Regions from separate parts of the Homo sapiens genome. Here region 2 is linked to region 1. A link is an interaction called in ENCODE POLR2A ChIA-PET data of the cell type or tissue named here. Cell type or tissue: OCI-LY7. All regions are shown on one strand. Each heading gives the region's core, and the rest is flanking DNA. Links, peaks and the distances in the headings are about the cores only. Region 1 overlaps CDK19 (cyclin dependent kinase 19). Region 2 overlaps CDK19 (cyclin dependent kinase 19).

Region 1 (4,392 bases), core at 302-4,301:
AATGGTTAGGCGTGGTGGCTCAAACCTGTAATCCCAGCACTTTGGGAAGTCGAAGCAGGAGGATCGTTTAAGCCCAGGAGTTTGAGACCAGCCTAAGCAACCTGAAGAGACCCTGTCTCTATAAAACATAAATTAAAAAAAATTATCCAGGCATGGTGGCACATGCCTGTGGTCCCAGCTACTTGGGAGGCTGAGGTGAGAGGACTGCTTGAGCCCAGGAGGTCGAGGCTAGAGTGAGCTGTGAGCGTGCCATTGCACTCAAGCCTGGGCAACAGAGTGAGACCCCGTCTCAAAAAATATTAAATAAAATGAAAGAGTTTGAGAAATGTGAAATGCCTAAGTCATACTAGCCAGAGGAGTGAGAAGAGGAAGATTTGGATTTGAAAGTTATTATCACCAGAGTGTGATACCTGAAATGAGATTGGTTCACCATACTAGAAAGAAAAAGAAAAAGATTGGTTCACCATATGAGATGAGATTGGTTCACCATACTAGAAAAAAAAAACTATTTATCAAAGGTCCATTATGTAAAAAGTGTTGTACTTCAGGCCTTTAGGAAACAACAGGAAATAAAACATGAAGATCTTGACTTTAAGGAGCTTAAATCCAGGAGGAAAAGACAGACAGCTTTTAAGACTACAAGGAAGAGGCTGGGTGCAGTGGCTGACACCTGTAATCCCAGGAACTTTGGAAGGCCGAGGTACGTGGATCACCTGAGGTCAGGAGTTCAAGACCGGCCTGGTCAACATGGTGAAACCCCATCTCTACTAAAAATACAAAAATTAGCCAGGCATGGTGGCAGGCACCTGTAGTCCCAGCTACTTGGGAGGCTGAGGCAGGAATCGCTTGAACCCAGGAGGTGAATGTTGCAGTGAGCTGAGATCGTGCCACTGTACTCTAGCCTGGGCAACAGAGTGAGACTCCATCAAAAAAAAAAAAAAAAAAGAAAAAGAAAGGAGAGGAAAGGAGGAAAGGGAAAGAAAGGAAGGAAGGAAGGAAGGAAGGAAGGAAGGAAGGAAGGAGGGACAAGGCAGAGGGCAGATTATGAAAACTATCAATATAGAAAGAAAAATTGCATGGAATGAATGATTCTTCTCATTGAACATCAGAATAGTCTTTAGGAAGATGACTCTGGATGACTTTAAGTGAGGATAACTAAGATTTGGATAAGCATAAACAACAAAAATGAAGAGTTTTCAGGCTCATGGAACCCTACAGGTAAGGACATAAAAACACAGACATGGCATATTGACAGCCTAGACATATTTTGATGTGACAAGAGCAGTGAATGTTTGGTGTAGAAATGCAACTGGAAAACAACTTTGGGAATAAAATACCAGATTAAGGAAATTGGAGGCTGGGCGTGGTGGCTCACGCCTGTAATCCCAGCACTTTGGGAGACCGAGGCGGGTGGATCACGAGGTCAGGAGTTCGAGACCAGCCTGACCAACATGGTGAAACCCCGTCTCTACTAAAAATACAAAAATTAGCTGGGCGTGGTGGTGTGCACCTGTAATCTCAGCTACTCAGGAGGCTGAGGCAGGAGAATCGCTTGAACCCGGAAAGCGGGAAAGCGGAGGTTGCAGTGAGCTCAGACTGTGCCACCGCACTCCAGCCTAGGCGACAGAGTGAGACTCTGTTTCAAAAAAAAAAAAAAAAAAAAAGGGTTCAAGACTTGGCATTGCCTTTTCACACTATCTTCTCAACCCTCATTCATTCAACAAATATTGTTTGATCACAAACTAAGTAACAGGCAGTGATTTAGATGCTACAGAAGCAGCAGAAAACAAAAACAGGAAAAATCCTTGCCCTCGTGGAGCTTACAGTCTAGTGAGAAGAGAAAGGCAATAAATAAATAAGTATACAACATATCATATACTGATAAGTACCATGGAAAAGAAAACAAAAAGAGAATACAAGAGATTGTCAAATCTGCTATTATGGCTGACTAAGTGCTCTGAGGGACCCTCCCCTTAACAGAACAGCTATATGCTATATAAGAAACAAACCAGGCACGGTGGTCCACACCTGTAATCCCAGTTACTCCAGAGGCTGAGGTGGGAGGATTGCCTGAGCCCAGGTGTTCAAGGCCAGGCTGGGAGAAACCCTGTCTTTGATAGGAGGGGAGGGGAGGGGAGGAGTCAGGAAGGGGAAAGGAGAGTAGAGGAGAAGGGAGAAGGAAAGGGGGAAGAGGGAGAGAGACAGCAGAGGAGAGGGAAAAGAGAGAAAAAGGAAAAAGAAAGGAAATATTCCTTGAAGCATCCCAGATTGCACAAGAGATAACAAACTTTACCCTCACTCCAAATAAGGTATCCTTATGGCTGGAGAGTTAAGGAAAGGCAAGGTAGGCCTGAGAGCAGCTGCCAATAATGCACTTCAGCAAGGACACTGAGCCTTGGGCCACCAGCAAGGTAAGGAAGCTGAGCCTGCTACCCCACAATCACTAAGACCTTCAAGGGCACTAAAGGAAACCTAGATGCTACCAGTAGAAGCCAAAGCAAACCCCTTCTGGAGGAAACACTTACCAACTTAGGCCTGACGAGTAAAACAATACATTTTCCAGCTAAAAGACACAGGTATTTCCATAGTGGATTAAAAACAAAATCCATGCTATTTAAAAGAGGTCCACCTAAAGGTAAGAACCATAAAAGCTGAAAGTAAAAGGCAAACTGCCAAAGGAAAGCTGAGTCAACTATGGTAACATCAGATAAAATAGCTTTTAACACAAAAACATTATTAGGATAGAACTGGAGATCATCACATTAAATTAAATAAACCAGGCATAGAAAGACAAACTTCGTATGTTCTCACTTATTTGTGGGAGCTAAAAATTAAAACAATTGGCTGGATGAAGTGGCTCAATAAATAAAAAAGGGATACTAAGATTTTGGGGTTATAGCTAAGGATAACTAAGATTTTGATAAGCATAAACAACAACAACAACAAAAAAGTTTTCAGGCTCATGGAACCCTACAGGTAAGGACACAGTCACATAAAAACACAGACATGGCATGTTGAGAGTTTATATATATTTTGATGTGACAAGAGCAGTGAATGTTTGGTGTAGAAATGCAACTGGAAAACTATCTTGGGAATAAAATACCGCATTAAAGAAATTGGAATTTACTCTATAGGCAAAGCCAAGACAGGACAGTGATCCCAGCACTTTGCAAAGCTGTGGCAGAAGGATCACCTGAACCCAGGATTTCAAGACCAGCCTGGGCAACATAGTGAGACCCCATCTCACTATTAAAATTTAAAATTTTAATTAAATTAATTAAAAATTAAGTTAATTTAATTTAATTAAACATTATTAAAAATTAAACTTTTAAAAATTAAAACAATTGGCCAGGCGCAGTGGCTCATACCTGTAATCCCAGCACTTTGGGAGGCCAAGGCGGGCAGATCACAAGGTCAGGAGTTTGAGACCAGCCTGGCCAACATGGTGAAACCCTGTCTCTACTGAAAATACAAAAATTAGCCGGGCATGATGGCCCGTGCCTGTAGTCCTAGCTACTTGGGAGGCTGAGGCAGGAGAATTGCTTTAACCCCAGAGGCGGAGGTTGCAGTGAGCCAAGATGAGGCCACTGCATTCCAGCCTGGGTGACAGAGCGAGACTTCATCTCAAAAAAAAAAAAAAATTAAAAAAATTGACTTTATGGAGATAGAGAGTAGAAATATGGTTACCAGAGGCGGGGAAGGGTAGTAGGGGCAGGAGAGAGGAGGAAGTGGGGCTGTAATGGGCACAAAAAATAGAAAGAATAAATAAGAAGTAGTATTTGATAGCACAACAGGGTGACTACAGTCAATACTAATTTAATTGTACTTTTAAAAATAACTAAAAGAGTATAATTGGATTGTTTGTAACACAAAGGATAAATGCTTGAGGTGATGGATACCCCATTTACCCTCTTGTGATTATTACACATTGCATGCCTTTATCAAAATATCTCATGTAACCCATAAATATACACATCTACTATACACCCAGTCCCTCGCAGGCTGGAACCTCGGCACACTTCTTGCCCCCGACCATGGAACAGAAAGCCATGATGTTTTTAAGCAGAACCAGCGAAACCCAAGTCCCTCCTTCCTCTGGTGTTTTAGAACTACAGAGGAGGTGAAGGGGGCCAGGGGGAGGGGAGGCAGGGGGGAAGATAAAGGACAGGAATCTACTATGTGTCTGTAAAAATTAAAAAATTTCAAAACAAATTAGGGGTAGAGATGATCACTATATAATGATACAAAGTTCAATTCACCAGGAAGAGGCAATAATCCTAAACCTGTTATGTACTTGAAAAATATATATATGAAGCAAAATAAATATAACTTCAGGGAGTAAAAAGGCCAATGATAACATACTTTCCTCAATTATTCATATGTCAAACAGAC
Region 2 (4,392 bases), core at 170-4,169, 170 kb after region 1:
CCAACCCCCCCATCTCCAGTCTTCAGATATTTCTATCTTATACATCACCATATTAGTAAACCATTCCAAGCCATTACTTCCAAAGGTAAACAGCTTCTAGGACTTTAACTTACAGACACATTAATAGGTACAAAATGCTGTGCTTACTAGGATATTCACTTCAGTGTTAGTACTAGCAAGACTGGAGACAGCCAATGATGTAAGTCAATACAATGAGATACAACAAAACTATTAAGAGAAACAAGGCATCTCTGTATATAGATATGTCATAATGTTTAAGCAATGTTTAAGATTTAAAATATGGGCCAAGCACTGTGGCTCACGCCTGTAATCCCAGCACTTTGGGAGGCTGAGGCAGATGGATCACTTGAGGTCAGGAGTTCGAGACCAGCCTGGCCAACATGGTGAACACTGTCTCTACTAAAAATACAAAAAATTAGCCAGGTATAGTGGTATATGCCTGTGGTCCCCGCTACTCAGGAGGCTGAGGCAGGAAAATTGCTTGAACCTGGGAGGTGGTGGTTGCAGTGAGCCAAGATCTTCCCACTGCACTCCAGCCTGGGTGACAGAGAAAGACTCCGTCTCAATAAATAAATTAAATAAATAAAAATAAAAATAAAAATAGGGCCAAGCATGATGGCTTATGCCTGTAACCCCAGCACTTTGGGAGGTCAAGGTAGGAGGATTACTTGAGGCCAGGAGTTCAAGACCAGACTGAGAGACATAGCAAGACCTCATCTCTACAAATAATTTAAAAAAAAAAAAAAAAGCTGGGCATGGCCCACATCTGTAGTCCCAGTTACTCAGGAGGCTGAGGTGAAACAATCGCTTGAGCCCAAGAGACAGACTTGCTTGAGCCCAGGCAGCCAAAGCTGCAGTGAGCCATGATCTAAAAATAGAAAAGTGTGCAGCACACTAGCATGTCATATTTAATGACATCTTTAAGTTAACACACATGCACATACCCCAAAAGAAAATCCTCTTAAAGGACAACCAAGAATGACTGCCCCTAAAAAAGGGAAAGAATGGCTGGGAAAGGGATGACTTACGTTACACTGGTGGTTTTTTGTTATTTTTGTTTTATTGAAACAGAGTCTCACTCTGTCACCCAGGCTGGAGTGCAGTGGTGCAATATTAGCTCACTGCAGCTTCCACCTCCCAGGTTCAAGCAATTATTGTGCCTTAGCCTCCCGAGTAGCTGGGATTACAGGTGTGTACTACCACGCCCGGCTAATTTTTTGTATTTTTAGTAGAGACGGAGTTTTCGCTGTTGGCAAGGCTGGCCTTGATCTCCTTGCCTCAAGTGATCTGCCCACCTCGGCCTCCCCAAAGAGCTGGGATTATAGGCATAAGCCACCGCGCCCAGCCACATTGTATATTTTTACGCACATATACTATTTACAAACTTTTTTTTATAATACCTTTTTTTTTTTTTAAGAGAGTCTCGTTCTGCTGCCCATGCTGAAGTGCAATGGCATCATCATAGCTCACTATAGCCTCAAACTCCTGGGCTCAAGCAATCCTCCCACCTCATCCGGCCATAAAATACTTTTTTGAAAAAGTAGTTAAATATCCTTGATTCCATTCATAAATTGATAGTTCTTCAAGTATTGGTTTGCTTTATCAAGCTATTTCAGCCTTAATATTTCTCCTGTAACTTGAAAAAAGACATAACAGTTTTCCTATTTATCCACACCCTGATTTAAACATTTTTATTGAAAGGTCACTTGATGGATCAGAGAATTATTTGTTGCTAAGCCACTCATCCAAAGACTCTAAACCTACACAGTCCAATGTGATAGCTACTAATTAGTTTCTAATCACACTAACTACATTCCAGTAATCGATACCTATGTGTGGCGTGTGGCTTGTGGCTAGCATATTGGACAGCACAGATGCTAAACATTTTCAGATCACTGCAGAAAGTTCTATTGGACATCACTGCTCTACACCAGGAGTCAACAAACTATAGCCTGCAGACTAAATTCAGCCAACTGCTTATTTGTATAAATAAAGGTCTACTGGAACACAGCCATCCTTATCCATACTGGTTTACGTATTATCTGTCGATGCTTTGGCACTACAATAGAGTTGAGTAATTGCACCAGAGACAGTAAAGCCCAAAAGGCCTAAAATATTTAGTATCTGCCAGAAAAAGTTTGCTGATCACTGCTCTAGATTATCAAATTTCATTGAAAAAGAACACATTAATTTCCCTTAGGCCTCAAAAAGTTTTTGAAGGCTTGCATTACAAAAATGACAAACCAGTTAAACATAAACAGATGTCTACTTCATTTACTAAGTGTTAAAGATACTTAATTTTTTACCATAAACCCATAAAACCAAAATTTGTCCTAAAATGTATTTAAATACTGGTATTTTCTAAGCATCTCTATAAAATAGCTAGTAAAAGCACAGAAGACAGATTACTAGTCTAGCAATTCTAAAAGAGCTGGCCTAAGAGAAAATATTTATTTCTCAAAAATATGCCTATTTTCCTTAGCAATATCTAATATCTGTTCAAAGAAATGGGGCCAGGCGTGGTGGCTCACACTTGTAATCCCGGCACTTTGGGAGGCCGAGGCAAGTGGATCATGAGGTCAGGAGATTTAGACCATCCTGGCTAACACGGGGAAACCCCATCTCTACTAAAAATACAAAAAAAAAAAAAAATTAGCCGGGCATGGTGGTGGGCGCCTGTAGTCCCAGCTACTCGGGAGGCTGAGGCAGGAGAATGGCATGAACCCAGGAGGCGCAGCTTGCAGTGAGCCGAGACTGCGCCACTGCACTCCAGCCTGGGAGACAGCGAGACTCCATCTCAAAAAAAAAAAAAAGAAATGGGCCAGGCACAGTGACTCATGTCTGTAATCCCAGCACTTTGGGAGGCTGAAGCAGAAGGATCACTGGAGCCCAGGAGTTCGAGACCAGCCTGGGCAACACAGTGAACACAGTGAGACCTCGTCTCTACAAAACAACAACAAAAATTAGCCAGCACGTGCATCTGTGGTCCTAGCTACGCAAGAGCCTGAGGCAGGAGGATCACTTGAGCCCAGGAGTTCAAGGCTACAGTCAGCTACGACTGCACGACAGCACTCCAGCCTTGGTGATAGAGTGAGACAGTCTCAAGTGAAAAAAATGAAAAAAGAAATTTATCAACTGTTTGGAAAAGCAGTACATTTCTTAGAAAAAATACATTAGAAGTATTTACATCTAACCACCTATTTCATATAACATTACTGTATTTCAGGCTTTCAAAGCAATTACTAAAAACTTCGTTTTTTAAGAAAAGTAAATAAACTTGCGTTTTTAAAGGAATTTGGTCTGCTTTTAAAATCAGTGGAGCATCTTTACCAATTAAAGGCATTTTTAATTGAATATAATTTTGTGTATTATGTGACCAACTCTGTACAAGGCACTGGACAGAATGATGATCCTTTTGCAGCTAGTAATTTATGAGGCATATTAGTATCACTTACAGTGACTTTACATATGTAAGAACAAAGGGGTAGAAACACAGCTGAGGAGTACACCGAGTGATTAAGAGAAGGCTTCAAGGAGGAAAGCTATTTGAGTTGGGTATTGAAGTATGAGTTTTACAGGTTTGTAAGGATAAGGGAAAAGGGGGAGGGAAGAATGGCACAGCAACACCATTCTAAAGTGAATGTAGAACAAAGAAAATGAGACATGAAAGGACTTAAGTACCAGAAAATACGAGTTCAATGCTACAGAAGTATATAGCTTAAATGCAACTGGAAAAAAGAAATGGTGGCAGGTATAAAGACTACAGACTTCAGGGTCTGAATGTAAATGTCTTTACATGACAAACTAAGGAATTAAAATTGGATCTAAGTCTCAAGTATGAATCATGCAAGGAGAGAAGAGAAAGAGATGAGATTGGATCTGATAGTATAAGCCATAGCAAACGTATAGCTTTCCAAAAAGAGATATGACATGATTGATTTTATAGGAAAATGACACTAGCAGCAATTTGGATCTTGGACTATAGTGAGAGACCAACCAGCTACTATCCAAATCAGAAATAATGGCCAAAAGTGTTGACAGTGAGGATGAAGAAAAAAACAGATGAAAAGCAGCAGCATGGCCAGGTAAGGTGGCTCACGCCTATAATCCCAGCACTTTGGGAGGCCGAGGCAGGTGGATCACCTGAGGTTGGGAGTTCGAGACCAGCCTAACCAACATGGAGAAACCCCATCTCTATTAAAAATACAAAATCAGCCAGGCGTGGTGGTGCATGCCTGTAATCCCAGCTACTCAGGAGGCTGAGGCAGGACAATCGCTGGAACCCAAGAGGCGGAGGTTGCAGTGAGCTGAGATCGCACAATTGCACTCCAGCCTGGGCAACAAGAGCAAACTCCATCTCAAAAAAAAAAA

Evidence for each region. ChIA-PET counts read pairs that join two places held together with the same protein. Peaks named below come from ENCODE experiments on the same cell type or tissue, not always from the same donor. Only the 100,000 strongest peaks of a DNase experiment are listed, where the experiment ranks them.
Region 2: POLR2A ChIA-PET joins it to region 1 with 9 read pairs; 4 of 35 experiments call an interaction of 5 or more read pairs at or near these places.

The regions. Positions count from the first base shown.
Region 1 is chr6:110,640,666-110,645,057 of GRCh38, forward strand. The region is part of intron 4 of CDK19 (cyclin dependent kinase 19); the gene reads right to left. Among named protein-coding and RNA genes, the nearest start is that of SLC22A16, 170 kb to the left of the region's middle. In OCI-LY7, for the core only: no CTCF peak of the experiment used is centred there; no DNase peak of the experiment used is centred there.
Region 2 is chr6:110,806,393-110,810,784 of GRCh38, forward strand. The region is part of intron 1 of CDK19 (cyclin dependent kinase 19); the gene reads right to left. Among named protein-coding and RNA genes, the nearest start is that of CDK19, 6.9 kb to the right of the region's middle. In OCI-LY7, for the core only: no CTCF peak of the experiment used is centred there; no DNase peak of the experiment used is centred there; H3K4me3 peaks cover 436 bases; H3K27ac peaks cover 931 bases.